Regions from separate parts of the Homo sapiens genome. Here region 2 is linked to region 1. Evidence: chromatin loops called from intact Hi-C (ENCODE). Cell type or tissue: ovary. All regions are shown on one strand. Each heading gives the region's core, and the rest is flanking DNA. Links, peaks and the distances in the headings are about the cores only. Region 1 overlaps TSPAN9 (tetraspanin 9). Region 2 overlaps TSPAN9 (tetraspanin 9).

The links. Hi-C counts contacts between places; a loop is a spot of excess contacts. Peaks named below come from ENCODE experiments on the same cell type or tissue, not always from the same donor. Only the 100,000 strongest peaks of a DNase experiment are listed, where the experiment ranks them.
Region 2: it touches region 1 in a loop (2.4-fold over the local background); 83 of 110 quality-filtered maps call a loop at or near these places.

Annotation. Positions count from the first base shown.
Region 1 is chr12:3,129,905-3,141,406 of GRCh38, reverse strand. All of the region lies in intron 2 of TSPAN9 (tetraspanin 9), which reads right to left. Among named protein-coding and RNA genes, the nearest start is that of TSPAN9-IT1, 14 kb to the left of the region's middle. RefSeq lists enhancers at 3,837-4,687, 4,749-5,248, 5,249-5,750, 8,010-8,304. In ovary, for the core only: a CTCF peak has its summit at 5,768 (motif pointing left); a DNase peak (open chromatin) is centred at 3,986; H3K27ac peaks cover 544 bases.
Region 2 is chr12:3,194,437-3,205,938 of GRCh38, reverse strand. TSPAN9 (tetraspanin 9) reads right to left here. Exons shown (of 9, transcript NM_006675.5): 3 at 4,683-4,762. The coding sequence starts at 4,745. Among named protein-coding and RNA genes, the nearest start is that of TSPAN9-IT1, 50 kb to the right of the region's middle. RefSeq lists enhancers at 7,231-7,768, 7,769-8,307. In ovary, for the core only: CTCF peaks have their summits at 2,767 (motif pointing right) and 6,147; DNase peaks (open chromatin) are centred at 2,778 and 6,054; H3K4me3 peaks cover 1,924 bases; H3K27ac peaks cover 601 bases.

The DNA.
Region 1 (11,502 bases), core at 1,668-9,667:
GCCGGCCGGATAGCCATCACCACCAGGCTGGGAGACCGAGGCGAACAGGCTGGAAAAGCCACTGGGTGTCACCCTGAGTTAAGATCCCTGTGTGCTCTCACAGCATGCCACAGCTGCCTTTGTGTGGAGAGAGTTGGGGAAGCTGAGGGAGGAAGAAGGTTCTGGCACCAAGGAGCAGGTCTGAAGGGGACAGGTTAAGATTCCTTTAGACTTCCTCCTGACACGGGGTATTTGAGAGCCGACAGAGACTGTGGAAGCTGAGCTAACCCTGGGAAAGGCAAAACTCAAACCTCTCCTTTGGCGAGGACCTCAAAGCCCCGTGGTCCTCGTCAACTGAATCTCACGGCTCCCCTCTGGCCCCATGCATGGAACCCAAAAATTCCCCCTCCCTCCCCTACTATGAACCCCAACACTTCCCACAGCCCTTCCCCACCCAGCCTTCCCTTCAGCCTTCTCCAATAACCCAAAACACCCTTGGTCCTTAATCTAGACACATCCAAACGCCCTTCCACCTGGCAAGTAAAACCCCAAATCTCTCCTCAGCCTCCCACTGTCACCTCCAAACCTCCCCTGGTCCACACTCCTGAACCCACTCTTCCCCTGGGCTTTCCCAGGAACCTCACAGCATTCTGTGCCCTCCCTGAGCCTTCCCTGTGGGCCCCCACACCCCAAACATCCCTGAGTCCTCCTACCTCAAACTCCAAACTACCCTTTGACTTCCCACACCAAACTACAAATCTTCCTCATTCCAATTCCCCCAAGAAATCCTGAACTTTCCTTGGGCATTCATCATCGAACCCCAAACGCCTCCTCACCACCCCATACCAAATCTAAAAATCCCTTCAGCTGCTCCTAAGAAACCCTCTGAACTTCCCTGCAGGGACTCCTCTGCAGGCCTGGGATGCAGAGGGCAGCACTTCTCAGCTGATCCGTGGCCAGTGCCAGGCTTTCTATTTCCCGTCCATCCCGGGCCAGTGCATGATCCTACTGTGACCTGTTTCGCACCACACATGACTCTCCTCCAGATTTCAACAACACCCAAACTGGCCCGTATCTTGTTCGATGAGAGAAGTCCTTCAGTGTCGACTAAAAATCCCTACAAGTTTCCTTGGTACCAACCACCAAATTCCGAGACTCCCCTGGAGCTACCCCTGGGAAACACTAAACAACATAAAATGTCAGGGCCAGGTCAACCGCTACAGCATTACTAAATGCACGCTTTCCACTCCAGGACTTAATTCCTTACAGATAGCCCAGGTCCACGGGCCACACTCTGGGTAGTAATCTGATGATTACTTGCACCCGACTGTCCTGGTGGCTGCCCTGAGATACCCTTCCTAGGCCTAAGCAAGCAGGCTTCCCCAGGTGTGTGGATGAGCTAAGGCGATAGTGCAAAGCAAATTCTGCAGCGGGGAGAGTGGATCTGCCCAGGGACCAGCTGGAGCTGATGGTTGCCATGCTCCTGGGGAGGCCACGTGGGTGCAACGGCCTGAGCCCCTGACGGTCAGCTGCAGGGGCTAGAGAGTCACCTGCTGTGAAGGAACATAAAAGCTATCTGAGGCCAGGCACGGTGGCTCCTGCCTGTAATCCTAACACTAGGGGAGGCCGAGGGAGGTGGATCACCTGAGCTCAGGAGTTTGAGACCAGCCTGGGCAGCATGGTGAAACCCTATCTCTACCAAAAATACAAAAAAATGAGCTGGGCATAGTGGCTCACACCTGTGGTCCCAGCTACTCGGGAGGCTGAGGTGGGAGAACGACTTGAGCCTGGGAGTCACACCACTGCACCCCAGCCTGGGTGACAGAGCAAGACCCTGTCTCAAAAAAAAGAAAAAAAGGAAAAGTTATCTGAGGGGATGCAGGGAGTTGAGGGGACCCTTGAGGCTGAGCATTAGGCCAAGGGCCAGGTCAAGAAGGAGCAGAGGGCAGCGCAGCCTGAAGCGAATCCCACCATCCCCAGGCTGGCCGACTGCAAGCCCCTCCACTGCACGGCAGGGGACACTTGGGGAAGGCTGGCCACTGGCAGGGTGAGGGGAGGAGGGGGAGGGGGAGGTGTGAACAGAAAAGGGGGAAATCTAATTAGAACTGGTTCCTACTCAGCCACCTGCTGAAAACCACAGCTCACCAACACTTGGACGGAAGGATCGAGAACAACCCTGCCAAGGATTTCTCTCCATGGTCTCAGACAGAGGAAGAGAGGAAACAAGTTGAGCCTTCCCTGGACACCGCCCCCCACCAAAAGCAAAACAGCCATGAAGCTGAAACCTGAGAGGATGCCAAGGGGCAGCGGGAGGCAATTTACAGCCCAGAAAACTGAGCACTTGGGCCAGATGTGGGTTCTGGGGAGGGGCTGGGGCACAGCGTGTAGGGAGGGTGGGGGAGCAGGCCCAGAGAAACCCTCCTCAGGGCGTCCACAGCCTGTAGCCCTGGGCTCTGAGCTGGGAAGCAGGGTACAGCTTTCCGCCTGCCTGGAGAAGAACAGAGCACGGGCTGAGGGGCGGAGAACAGGGTCCAGGACCCACCCTGCCCACAGGGCTTGGAACCTTCGGCCAGCAGTCAGATAAGTGCAGGGAAAGAAAGCCAAGCAAAGGGAAGGAGGTAGATGGGGCAAAACAAAGAAGAAACAGGGTAGCCCGGATGCGATGGCTCACTTTGGGAGGCTAAGGTGGGCGAATCACTTGAGCCCACGACTTTGGGACAAGCCTGGCCAACATGACGAAACCCCATCTCTACAAAAATACAAAAAAAGGAAAAAAAAGTCCTTTTTTTTTTTTTGTATGGCGGATATGGTGGCACGTGCCTATAGTCCCAGACACCAAATACTTGGGAGTCTGAGGAGGGAGGATCACTTGAGCCCAGGAGGTGAAGGCTGCACATGACTACCCCACTGCACTCCTGCCTGGGTGACAGCACGAGGCCCTGTCTCAAAAAAAAGAAAAAAAGAAACGGGAGGAGAGAGCCCAGCGAGGAGACAGGACTGGGCAGAGCTGGGCACTGGGGCCTCTTCCCATCCCACCAATTCACCCTGGACTAGCCCCCTCCTCTAACCGACTCCGGGAGGTGGTGAATGACCCGCAGTGAGGAGACTGAGCTCGCTCTCCTTCTCAGCTGGGCCCTGCACTTCCCAGCCAGCCCCAGGGCTCTCGTCTCCCTGGCACTAAGGAGATGCCTCATTCCTAACAGGTGTGCCAGCTACACCCGCCCCAGGCAGAGGGGCCAGCCCAGGGGTGGAAAAATCACACTACCAAACCCACGGGCAGAGCCCTCCATTCCAGAACGGGCACCGCTGGGCACTGCCCCCTCACCACCCATGGACGACAAATGCAGTCCTAGGCTCCTGAAGGGAGTGCTGAGGCCCAGAGAAGGCAAGGATGGTCCTGGGGTCACACAGCCAGTGAGGGGGACAGCGGGACCCAGACACCCGACTCCTCACACGACCTTCCTCGGAGGCTCAAAGCCAGCAGCAGCCCCTGTTTAAGGAAACAAAGCTGCCCCTCTCTTGAGCTTCAAGGGGCCTGGGATAGGACGAGGGAAGGAAGTCAAGCCCCTGAAGAGCTGCATGCAGAAATCCGTGTGACAAGAGGTGGAATTATTTCCCCTAGAAAAAAAGAAAAAGCCCTCCCTTGGCAGAGCCCAGGGGTACTGGGCTGTAGGCTGATGTAACAGAGAGAGGAGAGGCCAAGAGGAAAGGAATCCCCCTTCCCTCTCAGCAAACCTACTGCCAGGAGCACAACAGGGAGGACGCAGCTGGAGCAGGGGGTGGGGGAGATGAGCCAAGCAGGATGTTGGAGCCTGGGATAGAGCCCTCCTCCATCTGGCTGGAAAGCAGAAGCCTTTGAACTGCAACCCAGGGGGTAGCACTCCCTTGGGGCCCAAATCTGGGCCTGGCATGGATGTGGGGTGCCCAGAGCAGAGTATGTATCTACAAGGGCTGTGTCAGCTGGAAAAACCCGCAGGATGTGAAGCCACATGGGAGGCAGGCAGCAGGAGGCGGGGCTCTGGGAAGGGCGAGGAGTCAGGACAGTGGCCTGGGCTCCAGGGGCAGGCACTTATGTGTTCCAGTGAGAGAGTGGTGAGGCCTGGGGCAGCCAGGAGAGCGTGGCCCGGGGAAACGTGGGCAGGGCCCAGCTGCGGGAGCTCCAGGGAAGCTGACATGCCCAAGTGGGCCCTGTGTCCACACCCCAGAGAGGGTGGGATGGGGGCGGAAGCCCAAGGCCTCAAGAACACCCATCCCAGAGAGGAGACGACAAGGAGCCCAGGAGCCATCCACTGCTGCCCCTTAGTTTGGAAGGTCCTGCCCCTGAGAAGGTCCAATTGGAAAGAGGGTCCCGGCCGCAGTCCCCTGCCTCAGTTGATCCCAGAGTAGCAGTGGTAGCTCCACAGGCCAACTGGGATTCAGATCCCACCACAAGCACACAATGCCCTTCCACACCCGAAGCCTTCACAGCAGGACTGGACGGGGCAGGGGTTCTGGCAGCTGGGACCACCTGGCGGCTCCACAGTGCACAGTGGGGGCTGTTTCTCCAGCCCTGCCTTAGAGGGGTCCCCAGCCAATGTGCCCCCCACCCCTGCCTCCAGCTGAGGGGTACACTATGGCGGGAGCGGATGGCTGCGGTCACCACCTCCTCATTCTCGCACACTCTCTCCCTCCAGCTCCTGTTTACTTACTGGCTGGGCAGGAGCTTCAGCTTCCCACGGGCACCTGAACATGTGTTCCTCTTACAGAGGGTTTGGGAACAGAATAGATTTTCTGACAGTTGCCCTGACCTCAGGCATCTGAGGGCTCCTCTCCCTCCTTCCAACCCTACTCATGCAAACCCGCTTCACGACAAAAGGAGAGCCACCCCGACTCAGAATCTAATGACAGGGTTTGGTGTCCTGTCTTTGCAATGCTGGAGGCATCCTTCACTTCTCTGAGCCTCAATTTCCTCATCTGCAAAAAAGAGGATCCCCCAGTACCTGACACAGGGGCTGTGGGGGAGATCAATGAGACAAGGCATTTGAGGAAGAGCCACGTGAACTGTAACACAAACTGTCGAGCCCCACGCAAAGGCTTAAGAATGCCCACGATGAGTGGTGCGTGACTTATCCCGGGACTCTGGAGCCAGCCTGCCTGCATTCAAGGCCCCGCTCAGCTGCACCTGATTAGGAGGGATTCAGGGCTGCCCCTCAAAGAGGAGGAAACCAATAAATGTAAGCAAAGGAGTCAGGGCATCCCTGGCTCACGAAGTGCTTCCTACATGTTTGCTGTCACTGCACGTCACTGCTGATGTGCAGCATGCCCTTGCTCTTACGCTGTTGTCCCTCCCAGGCCAGGAGCACTGTGTCCCACCACCACAGTGCCCTCAGTAACTGCACAGGCTACCAAGCTGGGGACTCCTCGGGGAGCAACAGGACTTTCCTCGGGGACACTGGGTCTCGGCTTCTGGACCCTTTAAGACACTGAAAACCCAGCCAGCACACGTGGCAAAGATTTTCCCAATGGTGGGAACTCTACTAAAAGGGTATCTCCCAACCCTGGGACTACCTGAGCTGAGACAGCCGCTTCTCAAGAATGTCACAGGAGAGTTGGACACAGGGTACGTCTGAGAGGGCTGCCTCGGCTTCATCCCAGCCTTTCCTCAGACCCATCCTGGAATCAGTGAGATGTGGAATTTGAGTCCCCATGCCATCAAGGGGCGATGGCTGATCCACCCAGACCAAAGGGCTTGACTTGAATACGATGGACCTGGGGGAGAAATTGATAGGTTTCCTGCTGCCATCTAGTGGTCAACATCAGTAAGAACAGCAACAAGCCAGAAGGCCACCAAGCAAGCCTCAGGGCCACAGCCCCTCAACCCTGCAGGCCTGGACCAGGGCTGAATGATGAGCTGGCTGAGGCAGAACCTAGCAGGAAGCAGAGGGTGTAAGAAGGAGAAAACGTGTCAAAAACCCACAGAACACCAAAAGCCTGCTGCCTATCCTCCCAGGGATTAAGGAAGGAGTGTGCCTCATACACCCCTGTAACAAATAAAAACGTGGTGGCCGGGCACAGTGGCTCGCTCCTGTAATCCCAGCACTTTGGGAGGCCAAGACAGGAGGATCACTTGATGCCAGGAGTTCCAGACCAGCCTGAGCAACACAGTGAGACCCCATCTTTACAAATCAAATTTAAAATTTAGCCAGGTGTGGTGGAGTGCATCAGTGGTACCAGCTACTCAGGAGGCCAAGGTGGGAGGATTGCTTGAGCACAGGAGGTTCGAGGCTGCAGTGAGCTCCGATCGTGACACTGCACTCTAGCTTGGGTGACAGAGCAAAACCCTGTCAATCAATCAATTAATAGTGTTGCCCCAACTCTAAAGCAATGCAGTGCCTAGGCACTGAGAAGGAACAGGCAAACAAGATGCCAGCCCTGACTGCAGGCACCTCCGAGTGGTCTCTCCCCTACTCCCCCATGTCCTCCACAGCTAGCCAGCCCCTGCGTTTGCCATGCTTTTCCCCACATTGTTCTTCTTCCTCCCTTCTATACATGGATGATGTGCCTGTACAAACGTCACTGCCTCTTCCACGCTGCACGCCATCACCCTCATCCACCCTGGACTGTGATCGCCTGACTATACGTCCACCTTCCCCAGCAGAGCTAGCCCCTGCTCTCAGCTCACAGTCACATTCACCAGCAGAGCAGCTGGCTCTCCAGGCCTGACCAAACTGGATCCCAGGGCCCCAAATGCTTCCCGCCTTCTGTCTCAGAAGTTGGGCGCCCCAAACAGCCATCGGCCATGCCACTGTCCCCAAACTTCCCTCCATCCCTCCAGAGGGCCCATCTGCCTGTGACCCAAGGCCCTCTGACCCAAGCGACCTTCCACCCCAAAGCAGCAGCCCCGAGCGGAGGCAAGCAGACCCTTGCAGATATGAGGCAGGACAGACAGAATGAGGGGAGCTGGGCTCCAGCCTTGACCATCCCCTAACTGGCTGTATGACATGACTGGCAAGTTTCTTCCCTCCTTGAACCTTCAAAGTTCCCCATTTATACAATGAATGATCATCTCGGGTCCCTTTCAGGTCAAAATCTCTATGACACTAATTCCTGCTAAAGTGCCAGTGACCTTTAATTGTGTAACTGTTCCCACAATACTCTCATCTTCGGAGAGGAGAAAGTCTCAACCCATCACCCATTCATTCACACAGTAAAAACACACTAAACACCCAAATCCTGGGAGTGGGGTGCCTGTTTTTAGCAATGCGACCTACTGAGCTCTGCTTTAGCCACAGTCCACGGCGGGAAAGGCTGACGAGGAAGGCCAAGCATCCATGCTGAGCTGACACAGGAAGCAAAGCACCAGCCTGGAGCCTGACACCCTGCAAGATCGGGACGGCAACCCTTACATTACACACCTTCTAAGGGGCTGTTCCAAGAATCAGTCCCTCACAACAGCCCTAAGCGCTGACCCTGTTTATAATCAAAGAAACTGAGACCCAGGGGGGTTCAATAACTTACCTTCACCAAAAGATGCAAAGCCAGTGTCAAGCTAGAAACTGCGCCTGGGTGGCTGTCTGGCCATTACCCCGTGCCATGGTGGGTGATCAAGAGGTGATGCTAATGCCAATTTCCTCTCCTCCCCGTCATCCATCCATTTTCACAGGACCTGTTTCTTTGGAAACCTCCACCCTCTGCACTCTGGTTTCCTTCCCCAGTCACCCCTTATTCAAGTTTGCACACCAGAGTTGAGCAGAGCCACCTGGGGAGAAAAAAACCACCTGCTCATCCAACTTCAAGCAGCATCATTTTAGGGCACTGACCTTGTTTTCTTTGGTACACTCAGCCTGCTGGTGTTGTCTGTTTTGGAGCTGCCCTTAGATGAGGGTGGGGGGAAGATGACTGCATTGGAATGAAAGGCCTGGAAGGATTCTGAATACATACCAAGGCTCTCCTGTGATTTCCCCTGGGAGGGTCCCTGGGGCTGGGAGAGGGGCATAGGAATGGGGCCTCACATTTTACTGATACTTTTATGTTATTTTATTTTTTACAGCAAAAAAAAATTATATAATAATTGAGTCTTATTTTAAAGTAAATAAACACTTTAGACAGACAGACTGCTGGCAGATGACCAAACTGTGTACTTGTAGGAAGTGCCTGGTGAGACAGACCAGGCCTCCCGGGACAGAGCCCTGAAGTGGGAGGAGAGGACCCCTCTTTTTCCGGGATGGGTGGGGCCTGTGCACGGAGGCAGATGGTGGAGTGGTTTCTGGAGCACAGGGACAAACTCTCTGCCCCCAAAATACCTCACGCATCTGCTCATTCGTGCCTGAAATTCCTTCACCGAGGGACAGTCTTTGATTCCAGTTAGAAATAGGCCTGAAACCGTAAACCCACCCAAAAGACATAAAATGGTGCCTTCAAGTCATACTCCAAGGGAGCAAGCTTGCTGGTGTTGGGGAGTGAGGCTCTTACAACGCCTCTCGAGACAATCTGGAGGAGGCAGGACCTGACCGCTTCCTAATGGCCCCAAAGGTGACGGGGAGGAGCTCTGTGGCGGCCTCAGGGTGGCGCCTGTCCTCACCCTGACCTACCTGACAGGCGGGCGGTGGGGACGATGAGGCTGAGAGCCACCGGTCCACTAGGGATGGGAGAACCTGAGCCTGGGAAGCTTCATGGGCTGGGGAGGGGTGGCGCCTTTCAGAGGAGACTGAATAGGAAAAAGTCAAATATCTGGAACCAGGGAAGTGGGAGTCGTCCACGCCAGGCTTCGCCCAACCTAGCTGGAGGCCTGCCCTGGGGCCTGGTGTTTTAAACAGGATCTAGACAAATGGGGCCACATGTTGAGAAGCATGAACAGAACAGTGGGAGAGACTCAAACCGGGTCAGGAGAAAACAGGAATGCGGGAACTGAAGGAGAATGCTCCATGTCATGGTCCATCAGGGAATGCAAATCAAAGCACAGTAAGATACCACTTCACATCTAGGATGGCCATAATTTTTTTAAAAAGGAAAATAACAAGTGTTGGCAAGGATGTGGAGAAATTGGAACCCTCATGCGTTGCCGGCAGGGATGTAAAGTGGTACAGCCGCTGTGGAAAACAGTTTGGCTGTTCCTCAAAATGTTAAAACATAGAATTACCATATGATCCAGCAATTCTTCTCCTAGGTATATGCTCAAAAGAATTGCAAACAGGTGTCCAAACAAAAGCTTGTGCATGAATGTTCATAGCAGCTCTATTTACAACAGCCCAAAGGTGGAAACAACCCAAATGTCCATCAACAGAAGAACAGAAAAACAAAATATTGCACATAGGTATAATGGAGTAGTATTCAGCCTTACAAAGAATGAAGTACTGATGCACACTACAGCATGCGTGAGCCTTGAAAATACGCTAAGTGCAGGAAGCCAGACACAGAAGGCCACATACTGTATGATTCTATTTACACGAAATGTCCAGGAGAGGCAAATCCACAGATAGAAAGCAGATCAGTGGTTGCCAGTGGTGAGAGGCCTGGGGGGTCACAGGTAAGGGGTGCAGGATTCATAGTCAGGGTGATGAAGAAGCCATGGAAGCAAGTAGTGGTGATGGTTTTACAAACACGGTGAACGTAGTAAATGCCATCGAATTACACACTTTAAAATGGTTATAATGATATATTTTGTATGTATTTTACCACAAGAAAAAAAATGTTTTTAAAAAATTGCGAGGACTTTGGGAAGGACACAATACCTGGTAACAAACACCTGAGGGCCTATCCGACGAGGGTCCAAGGACAGGACCTGTCCTGCAAGTTCCCAGAGTATGGAACCTCCCGGAAGCCAAGCTCCAGCATCACAGCACACATCACAGCCAGCATTCCCTGCACACCTGCCACGGTCAGGCCAGAAGCTTTCATCAGCATTAGAGGATTTTCTCACTTCATACCCACAACAGCCCTAGGAGGTAGATGGGACTGCCCCCAGTTTCGGGTGAAGAAAATGAGGCTGGAGAAGGTAGGTAACTGGCCCACAGGCATCCAGTAAGTGCAGGGGCTGAGATCCTAATGGGAGCACCTGTGCAACTGGCTGCTGCTGTACGCCACCATCAGCGCAGAGAACGTGGGCCGCAGCTTCGGCATGTCCAGGCTCAACCAAGTCCCACTGTCGCTTGCTTGCATGTGACCTCTGGCTATTTACTCAACCACGCGGTGCCTGGGTAAAAACTGCAATTAACACCACCAACCTCGAAGGCCGGCTGGGACAATGAAATGAGATGACTGTGCCCAGCAGCTCCTGGCACGTAAAGGGCTCCATAAACATCCGGTTTCTTTTTTTTTTTCCCCAAAAGTGGAGAAAATGACAAAGATGGAGGAGACTGTCTCAGCAGGTAGAGCGTGTGTACCCCGTCAAAGGAGGCGAGGAGATGCAGCACAGCAAAGAGCCGCTCAGCAAAAACAAATACCACACGGGCACTGGCCCCAACGACCTTGAAGGTTCTGCCCTTGAAATCCGATGCGGCTACAACGTAAGACCCCTTCCCGAGAGTGGGCTTTGCTAGAAGCAAGAAGGGAGTGATCCAAGAGCACTGGGATCCTAAAGGAATCAAGGTCGCCACAAAAAAAGAAAATGTGCAAAGAAACAGAAGGCTGGAAAACAGCAAAAATAAAGTTTGCCGGTAAAAATAGAAGTAACTCACATTTTTAGAGCACGGCCGTGTGTGCCAGACACTCTGCTAAGCGTTTTGTGTAGGTTATCTCACTGACTCTGCACATCTCTGTGGGCCGGTACTATTATTATCCCCATCTCACTGGTGAGGCAGCAGAAGCCGAAAGAGGTTCAGGAGCTTGCCCGAGGTCACGCAGTTAGGAAGGGCCCACTCTGCCACCCTGCCCCAGGCCAGTCCCGAGAAGCCCTATCACCTGGATGCAGTCACCTGACTTTGGGGTGTTGCCTCCAGACACCATCTGCCCAGCTCCCACCCTCTGCTGTCCGTCACACCTGGAGATGCCTTTCCAGAGCAGAAAATCAGCCCCAAGCAGCAGCAAACCTCTCCCTGCCTTGCTGTGGCCAGCAAGCGGAAAGCTAGTAGCTGACGCGAACAAGAAAACATGAGAGGATCAAGTAAACATTTGGGGAAATGTTGTTAAATAGAGGGGGAAAAATGGGGAACTTCCGTTTTCACCAGCTCGATCAGCTTTAGGGCGAAACCGCAGGCTGCTTCAAGCGGCTGCCAAATGCCCAGCCAGATCCTGCCAGTGCGCTGGCACTGAGGGCAGGAGGAATCAGGTTTCCCAGGCTGGTGGGGCAGGGCTGGCCACCGGGGGAAGCGGAAGTAGAAGGGAAGCGACCCTCTGGCCACCCCAACAGCACTATCCTGGAGAGGGCCAAAGAGGCGGTACAGCCGCCCAGAGACCTTCCCAAGTTGCCAAGTTTGTCCCACACATCGGTGATCCACGCAAGAAAGAGGATGCAGGGAGGGATCAAAGAAGACCCAGGGGCCTGGGCACCTCCAAGTACACCTGATATCTGAATGCACAGAGGGCATGGAGGGGTTGGTCAGGGAT
Region 2 (11,502 bases), core at 1,229-9,228, 65 kb before region 1:
CAAGGAAGTTTAATTTTTAATGCTGTGGAGAGGAAGTGAACACAGACCTGGCATTCCCTCACGGCCACATTCCAGGAGTCTTGGGGTATCTGCCAGGCCCCGCACCTGTCCCCCTTCCCCCAGCAGAGGCCAGCCTGACCCACCCTTAAGATCTACTTGTTGCAGCCCCCTAGGAAGACAGCCTGAACCCCTCACACCTGAGCACTCTGGGGGGGGGGGGCCTAAGTGCCTCTTGCTGCCCAGGTTACCCTGTGTCTCCTCTGCCTGGAGATGCCAGGTGAGGCCAGGTCTGAACCCAAGCTCCCTGCTGGGACCCTTGAGCCCACTCACTACTCCTGTTTTCAGACAGAAGGCACCCCATAGACTCCTTATGACACTCTAGGCCACCCAACACTGACCATGCACAGACCTCAGCCCGAGCCCACAGAGGCACTCGTGACATGGCCGAGCCAGTACTAAGCACGTGCCACCAATGCAGCTGGAGAGCCCGACCATGCTGCCTGCACCCAAAGGCAGCCAGCGTCTGCGAGGGCCCTGACCTCACTTAAGGGAGTTTAATCAGGGCCCCATCAGCACTCTGCCCGGGGCCACCCTGCGCCAACCTTTTCCCTGTTCCAGCAGGCTGGCTGAACACGGCCTCCTCAGCTAATTAGCCTTCATTAAGGGAGCGATCCACAAGGAATAGGCTTTCCAATGGGCCAGAATGTCACTGCTCTGCCAGCCATAATTTAAAGTGATGGGACAGCTCTGCTGGCAAGCATGAAAAATGACCATTATCCTAAGTAGCAATTACGCCAGCAGCCCCAGCCCCGCCCCCACCCCTCCACATCAGACAGGAACTTGATTTGGGCTGGGAAGAGCTGGGCGGGATCAGGACTTGCTGCCCCAGGAAGGGTACACATGACCCCAGCATTCAGAGGTCCCTTTTCCAGCCCACCCCTATACGCTCTTCTCTACTCACAGTTTGAAGCTCCGAGTCTCCTTTGCCCCCTGGGAGGGGCTTAGAATCATTTAATCTCTACTACCAGTATTCTACCAGATGGCCCCAGGAGGACCCAGAGATGGGGCTGACTGAGGAAAATGCCCAGATGGTTTTCACTGCTAGGAGAAATCCCTTAGGGTGAGTGTGCTTACTGGAGAACAGGATCCTCAGTATGGGGAAACTTTTGTCCCAATTCAAATCTCCTATTCCCTATCCACCTAGAAGCCAGCATTGTCTTTAGCCCTGAGAGTCGGGGCAGGGGATGCAGAAGACAAAGAGGAGATGGGACTCAGTCAGGAGTGACCACTGACTCCCTCTCCTCTACCCTCACCTTGCTGCCCTCCTGGAGGCCCCAGATTCCCACAGTGCACTGGGCTGCCAACATGGCTAGAACTGTCTGGTTGAAGTCGCAGTGTCAGGAGCAGACCTGGACCCCCACAGGCAGGCAGGCACCCAGCAGCCTGTGAGGCACCTGCCCTTTTCTTAGTAAGGAGGAGGACCATGGGCTGTGTGGCTCCACCTGCCAACCTACCCCCAGTGATGTCACCCAGCCCTCACCAATACTAGTACCCTAGAAGCTCCGCCCAGTGGTGAGGAACCTATGCACGCCTCTGAAGGGTTGCAGTGTACGACAGCTGCACCTCTCTTCCACATGGGAATCCTCCCAAGCGCTCAGAGGCACGGGGCGGGGTGGTGTGGCGGCAGCGGTGAGTTTGGAGAAATACCTGGTAGGCTCCGGGATCTATGGGAAGAGTTCTATCTATTGATCGCAGCCCTCAGGTTCAACTCTAATCCTTCAGAAAAGCCTCCTTTTTGGATCTGAGCCACAAGACTACAACAAGTTAAGGCTACAAAATTCCTAACAATTGCACCCGGTCCCAGAGGGCTGGGCTTGACCCAGCCTGCATGCTCCCCCTGCCCCCCTGCACAAGACAGCAACAGAGGCCTCCCAGGGACCCTGACTCATCAACACCCCACCTGCCTTTGATGTTTTCCCTTCCCATTCTGCTCTTTCCTCTGCTCCTTCCCCAGTATCAGGCCAAGCACCAGCCTGCAGGAAGCCTTCATTTGAGTGGAGCACAGTGACCCACAGCCCCCACATCCTGGCCAACACCCTCCTGCACCTGCTCCTCCACCTCCCGATAAACACAGTGGCAAACACTCTTACACACAAGCATGAACTTGTCTTCTGCTAAATTCCCCATCTTACCTAAGGTCTATGTCTTATTTAATCATCTCATTTGCTACTAGCATACAAGAAGTGGGTCTTGGAGATTCAATTTTTCCCTGCTTACAGCATGTCATGGGAATTCTGGAAATATTAAGTAATCAGAAAAGTCAGAATCCAGGAGAGAACAACTCCTTGCCTGGTAAAGAGAATGTAATCAGTACCTTCTAATTAGGAAGCGACAGCAAGTTCTCTCGCTATCAACCGTAACGAAAATATATTCCACCAACTAGCTCATTAACCTCTGCCAAGGTTTTAAGGGAAGATGGGAAGAATTGCTTGTCATCCCATAGCTATGGCGCTCGGAGAGCCTTTATCAGAGGCAAGTGTGAGATCTAACTTCTCTTCCCCATCAAGTGGAACTCAGGAACCACTACCACATGACAACATGTTGTGGATTTACAGCTCTGGCCCTCCATGCATTCATTCACAAACATATAATGAGGGCCTACAACGTGCAGGGTACAGATCACTGTACTAGCCAGTGAGGAGGTCACCAAACCACGTTGGGCTCATCCTGGAGAAGAAAGGCACCGCAGGCAGTTATACCAACTCCGGCCAGCAGGTGGCAGGGTGGGGGTGGGGAGGAGTGAGCGCAGCTGAGTGGGGTTACAAGCCCCAGGGTCTGTCTTCCTAATAAGGCTTAATATAGGCAGGGTGGGACAAAACAAAAAGGTAAGTTGAGACTACAAAAAAGAATGGAGAAGGAAGCTGTGAACAATGAAAAGGACAGCATTCGTGTGAATCCAAAGGCACCAGGGAAGCACACACCAGTACTTGGCTGACAGATGCTGGCAGATGGGTCACAGGACCAGGAGGCACTGGCCCACAAGGCAGCCAGAGACATTCCAGTGGTGCTTGCCACCAGAAAAAGAATGAGACTATCTGCCCCAGCTTCCATAAAACTCTAGGCACATGACAGGTAACTTCCTACTAGGGTGGCTGGAGGGCCCAACCCATGGTGACAACTAGGGGAATCCAACTCAAGTCACTTCAAACCAGTCTCCTTGGAAAAGCAGCCCACACCCCAGGCAGGGAGGGGGGCTTCTCTCCCCAAGAGAGAAGATGAGGATGCCTGCCCCCACCCCAGATGGCATGTAACTAGTGACGTGAGGACAAGCAGGGAGACCATCACGACAGCCCCTATTGGACTGGAAAGGAAGCCCAGTCCTTCAGGGACCAAGTGATTTGCCCAAGGTCACACAAGAAGCTAATGCAGAACCAAGACTAGAGCCCAGTCTTCTTCCTGCGCTTGTCATTCTATGGGAAAAGTCACCCCTCCACACACACCCCCACCCTAAAAAGTGTTTCGGCTAATGTGGATCACTCCACACAAAAGCTGAATGCCTCTTCGGCACAACTGCTTCTTCCCAACTTCACTCTGAATGACTTTCTCCTGCCCCCAGTGCTCCTCCTGGACCACGGGCAGTGGGCAGCTGACAGCCTCCAGAGGGCAGGACAGACTCTGGGACTGAGCCAAACATCTGTGCTACGTCGGGGCTTGGGTGAAGAAAGGCAGAGACGGCAATTGGGATGAAGGAACGATTCGAGATGAATTTAAGAAGTTTTCAAATGTTCCTAACCAGTATTTCTTATGCACGTGCACATATGTGCGCACAGCCTCCAGAGTCACACAGAGGACAGAGAGCAATTCCCAGCTGCCCTACCCATTCATACCTTCTCTACAAAAGTGCCTCTCACCAAGGACAGGGGCACCCTGCTTGTCTCCCTTTGTCCCTTCCGGCCACTGGGGCTCCCAGAACCTGGAAGCACGTGGCCAGCCAGCTCCCTGCCCGGTCCACTGCAATCCCTCAAAAGCAGCAGCCAGCCACCCGATGGCAGCATGCCCCCACACCCCTCCTTTCCCACCCAGGCCCCAACTCGGGAGCATATCTGAGGACTAGCAAGCAGGTCCATCGGCTTGAGCCAGGGGCTCCTCCTCTTTTTCCTAGGATTCACCGAAAGGAGTGGGAACATGTGGCCTCTACACCCCGCCCCCCTCCAACCCACTCCCATAAAATGCTGCAGATTGTATTCTTGTGCATTCAGGAGGAATACAAGAAGAAACTCAGAAATACATCCTCACTTGTGCCTATCTCCAACTCAGGCTCACAGCTGTTACAAATTCTGAGCCCACAGCCATTACTGCAGGCTGCCCAGTCGGAGGCACTTCCAGCCTGGGTTTTCTTATAGGGGAAGGAGGTGGTGCCAAACTTTGCCAGCCTCCTAGGAGTAGAGCAAGTCTCTCCTGAAGACAGGCAAGCTGGAGCCCCCATTCAGCCACCAAAGAGAGGGAGAAAGGAAAGACAAAGGTGCATGAAAGGGGGGCGGGGGCAATTTTTTTTTAAAAGCACACTTACCACTGTGCAGAGAGCAGAGCAATGCAGCACAGAAGAGGGAGAGGGTATTCACGCTATGGTAAGCCAAGAGGAGGAGAAGAGGGCGAAGGGAGAGAGAAACGGAAGGACTTACCCAGAATATCAAATTGAAGAGGAACATCATGTACTTCAAGCAGCAGAGGCAGCCCCTGGCCATGTTGCACTTCTTAAATTCTAGGAGGAACACAAAGGACAGGTCCAGGTAAAACACCACGTACTTGCTGCCTTTGGGTGCATTGCACTTGTCGGTCTTAACGCCGGCCTCGGCGCGGCTCTGGCCCCGGGAGCCCGCGGTGCCGTAGAAGGCGCCGGCCGTGAAGCCGCGGCCGAACGGGCGGCCGGAGGTGGACGGCTTGGCAAAGTCCGAGTCCTTGCTGTCCAAAGATGGACTCCGATGGATCGAAGAATCCTCGCTACTCGACTTCTCCATGCTCGCGGCGTTCCCGGGGGGTGCGAGGAGCGGGGGGCATCGCTCCCAGAATGGGACGGAGGGGGCGCCCAAGTCGGGCGCGGGCTGCGGGGGGGCCGGCGGAGCCTTGCACGCCCCCTCTCTGCACAGGGGCTCACTCGCGGCCGAACCCCGCGCCCAGGGGCTGCTGCCTGTCGGACGGCGCCCCGCTTCTGGCCGGCGGCCCCGGGAGGGCTCTGCGGCGCGGCGCGGCTCTCTGCGCGCTCGCGAACGATCCCCGGGAACCGGCTCGCCCGCGTAACTCAGCGTCTTTGGGGAGGCTGCAATTTGATTTCTCTTTCCAGGCCGTCAGCTCGCCTCTGGCCGCACTGGCCGCTCCACACGAGGGAGAAGGGCACCGGGATCCAGGCTCCCTGGGCACACCTCTCCCAGCCCAGCCCAGCCCCAGCGCTGAGCCCCACCACTTGGCCGGCGCTCCGCCTCCTCTCGTTCCGCGACTTTGCGGAGCTGCCGCCGGCCCTGGGCTGCCCCGGCGCGCGGCGGACAGTGCCGAGGGATCCGCCGCAGCTGCAACCGCTGGGCTTTCCCTGCGAAATCCCGGCCCCGACTCGCGACTCTGAAATCGCCTGGAGCCCCCTCCCCGGGCCCTCGGCCCCGCCCCCTGCTTTGCATTCGACCAATGGGCGCGAGGCCTTCCCGGCCCCGCTGGGGAGCCACCCCCTCCCCAATGACACACTATCTTTAATGGGATTAGCGTTCTGCTGTGTGCCTAAACAAGTGCGCCGCGAGCACTCGCTAAATGTCAAGGGCTCTGCAGCTGAGGGGTGAACCAGAACCTTCAACGGAAAGCGCTGGTCTCTTTTACCCGAGCAAGGGGGCGGCGAAAGGAGGGGGATGGCTGGAGGTACCCACGGCCCAAGCAAGCCAGAGGAAAGGTCTGGGGAGAAGGACTGGAGGGGGACAGAAGCGCGGCCGCTGTCGAGCTGGCCGCCGCCCCCTATGCACTTGGGGGCCTGTCCGGCCAGGGCACGCGGTCTCCCGGATAGACCTACACACACTCTCACACACACGCCCCCCTCCATGCCTTTGCACACGTGGGTCTGGCTAGGGCGCACAGGGAGAAGGGACCGCAGGGAGGCGCGAGGTATCGGAAAGCGCCGGGGGCCTCTGCGGGGTGCGCGCCGCCCTCCCCGCCCCCTCGGCGCGCACGCACGGGCGCGCACACAAGGCGCTCCGCCAGGCTCCTGCAGCTGCGCGAACCCTTGCCCCGCGTTCTCGGTTGGGACGCTGCGGCGGCTGGAACCCCAGGCAGGCTGACAGGGACAGGTGGACGAAGCGGGGTCCTACCTTGCCTTTCCTCACCCCGCCTGTGCCAAGAGTGATGTAGGGGTGCCCTTGGCCACTGTCTGGGTGCTCTCCCGTGAGGTCAGAGAAACGAGCTTTTGCTCGGGGCTTGGGAACATCCTACCGTAAAGCACTGCAACTGGGCAGCCTCCCTTGGGCTAGTGCAGAAGTCTGCATTGCCGACCGGGACACCACACTTTGCAAATGATGAGGATTAGAAGACTTGCGGGTGGGGAGCCCACCTCTCTTTTCTGCTACCCTTCCAGTCGCTCAGGAAGAGAGTACTGAGAGCACCCGAGGGCAAGAGCCACATTTTACCAGGTTCTGTAACCCCATCCCCTACCACAGGGCTTGGCCTCTGGGAGGTGCTCAATAGGGATGGCTGGATGGAAGAATTCATGTCCTACCTGGGGCGGTGGGTGTGAAAAGTCCTCCCTGGATCCCAGCAGGTATTCATGTCACACCTAGAACTGTGTGCTAAACCCTGGGCCAGGCCCTCGAAGAAACAGATATGAGAAGTGGGGCTCCCTGCCCTTCAGGGAGCCACAATCCAGTTAGGAAGACAGGAGGGCATTAATCACCAAGGCAGCACAAATGGGCAGACACAGAGCTACCACAACAGGCATGGCCATGGTGGGAGGGGGACATGAATTCCAGCCAGAGGGACTTCCAGACCCTCATCACAGAGCTGTGGTAGTGACCTGTGCTGATGGTGACCTGTGCTGGTGGTGGCCTGTGCTGGTGGTGACCTGTGCTGGTGTGACCTGTGCTGGTGGTGAGCTGTGCTGGTGTGACCTGTGCTGGTGGTGGCCTGTGCTGGTGGTGGCCTGTGCTGGTGGTGAGCTGTGCTGGTGGTGGCCTGTGCTGGTGGTGAGCTGTGCTGGTGGTGGCCTGTGCTGGTGGTGACCTGTGCTGGTGGTGGCCTGTGCTGGTGGTGAGCTGTGCTGGTGGTGAGCTGTGCTGGTGGTGGCCTGTGCTGGTGGTGACCTGTGCTGGTGTGACCTGTGCTGGTGGTGGCCTGTGCTGGTGGTGACCTGTGCTGGTGGTGGCCTGTGCTGGTGGTGGCCTGTGCTGGTGTGACCTGTGCTGGTGGTGGCCTGTGCTGGTGACCTGTGCTGGTGGTGGCCTGTGCTGGTGGTGGCCTGTGCTGGTGTGACCTGTGCTGGTGGTGAGCTGTGCTGGTGTGACCTGTGCTGGTGGTGACCTGTGCTGGTGGTGGCCTGTGCTGGTGGTGGCCTGTGCTGGTACGGTGAGCTGTGCTGGTGGTGGCCTGTGCTGATGGTGCTGGTGGTGGCCTGTGCTGGTGGTGAGCTGTGCTGGTGGTGGCCTGTGCTGGTGGTGAGCTGTGCTGGTGGTGACCTGTGCTGGTGGTGACCTGTGCTGGTGGTGACCTGTGCTGGTGGTGGCCTGTGCTGGTGGTGAGCTGTGCTGGTGGTGGCCTGTGCTGGTGGTGACCTGTGCTGGTGGTGGCCTGTGCTGGTGGTGGCCTGTGCTGGTGGTGAGCTGTGCTGGTGGTGACCTGTGCTGGTGGTGGCCTGTGCTGGTGACCTGTGCTGGTGGTGGCCTGTGCTGGTGGTGACCTGTGCTGGTGGTGGCCTGTGCTGATGGTGACCTGTGCTGGTGGTGGCCTGTGCTGGTGACCTGTGCTGGTGGTGGCCTGTGCTGGTGGTGACCTGTGCTGGTGGTGACCTGTGCTGGTGTGACCTGTGCTGGTGGTGACCTGTGCTGGTGGTGGCCTGTGCTGGTGACCTGTGCTGGTGGTGGCCTGTGCTGGTGGTGACCTGTGCTGGTGGTGGCCTGTGCTGATGGTGACCTGTGCTGGTGGTGGCCTGTGCTGGTGACCTGTGCTGGTGGTGGCCTGTGCTGGTGGTGACCTGTGCTGGTGGTGACCTGTGCTGGTGTGACCTGTGCTGGTGGTGACCTGTGCTGGTGGTGACTTGTGCTGGTGAACCTGCAGCCTCACTGGCTCCCTGGCAGGCCCGCCTCCTAGAGGTGAGAGCTCTCCCATTCTGAGTGGAGCTCTCCCATTCTGAGTGCAGCTCCCCTACTTTAAAGGAAACTGCAGTGGTTTTACCATCCTGAGCCCCTTCCCAACTCAGATGGGGAGCCCAAGAATAAAACCTAGTGTGTATTACAGCCACCAGCAGCTACTCTCTCTGGGTTCGGCATAGCAGTCCCACCGATGCTGTCTGGAGATGAAGGGGCAGATGTCTAGTCGCCTCCTGATGTAGCATCAGGGCTGCCTGACTGGCATGGCTAATGCCTTTTGTCCTCTGCAGCCTCACCTGGCCGCTCCTGAGGGGCCCACGGCTGCCGCTTCATTCTCACAACATTACTTCTTTGATGCAGGGATAGATCATTTACCAGCTGGACCAAGAGTCAAGAGACCTGTTTTTCACTTTGAGCTCTTTTTAGCTGTGTGATCAAGGGCAAGGCAGTTTGCTTTTCTGAGCTCCCGTTTCCTCTTCTTTAACATGGGGATTAAAAGAGCCTACCCCCTAGAGGTGTTACAAGCATAAAGTCAGTTGGTGGATGTGAGGAGAGTCTGAGGACATGAGACTGAACAAATTGGAGGGGCTGATCCTACCAGTCTCAGATGGGGGCCTGGTGTCACGGAGGGCCCTCGCAGGGTGGCCCCCTCCACTTCCTAACCCTTTTTCATCTCTTCTGCCCAGCTCACACTTTGTCCAGGCAGAATAGTTGCCTCATTGTCCCTGGATCTTTCCATCTTCATTTCTGATTATAAATGAATTTGTGCCACTAACCATTTCCTCAGAAGTCTGAGGGCCTTGGGGTTGGGATGGTCCCCAGCAGGTAGGGGAAACAACAGGCAGGTAGGAGAGGAAGTGGAGGCTGCAATGCAACAGTTCTGCCTCCTCTGGTCACACTTGTCAAAGGGCACTGAAGTCACACCTGTCAGTCCCTGAGCAAAGCTGTAGTGAAGTCCCATCAGGGCACTCAGCTTAGTCATCAGAATCATAAAAGCAACTTTAACGTATAAGTCTTTATTTACCCCAGGGACCCAGCTTCCCACAAAGTAACTCACTCAATCTTCATAACAACCCTACAAGATAGGTACACCCTATTATCCCCATTTTACAGAAAAGAAAACTGATTTCACAGCCCATGCACCACACTCTCTTAGACTCTACAAGTTTCTGCCCTTAAGAATCTTCCAGGCTAACAGACTCTTAAAGCACAACGGGGAACCTGAAATATCATGTCCTGATGTGATGTCATTAGATGAAAGGACCCTGAGGAAGGGGCAGTGCTCCTGGACTGCTAATAAGAAAGGCGAGTCATCACCCAGATGGCCTTGAGTTACCTGACACAGGCTGGAAGAAGGAAGCTGGTGTGGGGAGACGCAGCGTAATCTAGTCCTATCTTAGGGGGAAGGTGGTAGAGCAGCCTCAGGAAGGCAGCTCTAGGAACACGTCCCTCCTCCTCCCTCTCTCACCATGAGCACACCATCCATTGGTGCTGGTTTGTTCAAGATAAGAGGACGCGGAACAAGGACCCACGGAAGACACAAAGCTGAGCTGAGTAAGACAAGGCGTGGGCCTCAAGGAGCTCAGATCTAGCTGAAGCGACCCACCTTCTACCCCCACTCACGACTGCAGCTAGAGAAGCCCAAAGCAGACTGATGCACAGAGCACAGACCGTGGCAGGATGGGCACCGAGCTGTCCCTTGCAGAAGGGCTCTCTGAAGTGGGTGGCCACCCTAGAAAGGCGTGAGTGTGGTACCTTCGGGAGGCAGGGAGGGGACAGGCCTGACTGAAGCAAGAGAAGGTGCTTAGAGGTCAAAGTGAGCTACCCTGTGAAGCCTTGCATGGCATATGAAAAGCCTGGGCTGCATCCTGCAGGGTCCCAAGCAGTGGGGCCCATGATTAACCGGTGCCCTAGGAAGCTGGGCCTGGCACTGGCATCGGGGTGGAGGAGAGGCAAGAGATGAAAAGACCAGTGGCTGTGGCTGCCTCAGTTCCTTAGATTGGGGGTACAGATGGAACAATCAGATAGAAATGGTGCTGTGAGACATCATCCCTCTGGCAGCTCCCGATCATTCTCAGCTTGCCACCCAGGCAAGCTGGCAGGTGCAGGCTGCCCTTCAGGGGGCTCTCTGAGCATGTGAACAAGGCAGCCTGACTTCACTTTTCTTTTATTTTTTTTTTAACAAAAAAAGTGAAGTAACTACAGCATTCTCAGAGGGGAAGAAGAAAAGTGAATAAATGAAATCAACATGCCACATCTCTGCTGGTTGGCAACTGGGGAGATGTGGGCTTTGGAGTAAATGCCAAGCTCTCTCTGCCTCTCTGTGAATTCCTCAGGCTGGCAGCATGAGACAGGGCTCAGTCTTTGGTCTCTCCCTCACCCACACACAATCAGAACCAATGGGCCAGCCCACAGCCCCTTTCTGACCCATGCTGAATATTCCCACATTTGACACAAGGTACAGCTTGTGAGGCACCCTGTGCCTTTAAGCCTCAAACAAGGCAGCCTCCCACAAAGCCAGGGTTCAGGTTAGACACAAAGCGCTGACTGCCACCCAAAAGAGCCTGTGAGACGGGCACCATTTTAGAAGGGAGAGCTACTCACCTCCCCCCAATTTTTAAACTCCAAATTTGGGATCTTCTTCCACTGTACAGTACAGAAAATGCTTTCGTTGCCGAGCAAACCATTTAGCAACCGTGCCAAAAGAGAACAATGGAGAGATCCCTAGCAGGGGGCCCACATGGTGGGGGGAGGCTACAGGGCAGGGGCTAGGAGATTGGGTGTTACCATACTTGGCCGTGATTCAGGAAGGACGGTAACATCGATGGTGAAAGGGTTGGGGTAGAAAAGAAGGAATGGTACTGTTACTTGTTTTTAATCTGTTTGTTTTTTTAAGTTTCTGAGACTAGTAAAGAAAAGAAAGGCCAGGCATGGTTGCTCACACATGTAATCCCAAAACTTTGAGAGGCCAAGGCAGGTGAATCGCTTGAGCCCAGGAATTCGAGATGAACCTAGGGAACATAGTGAGACCTTATCTCTACAAAAAATACAAAAATTAGCTGGGTGTGGTAGCATGCACCTGTAGTCCCAGCTACTCAGGAGGCTGAGGCGGGAGGATCACTTGAACCCGGGAGGTCGAGGCTGCAGTGAGCCATGATTGTGCCACCACACT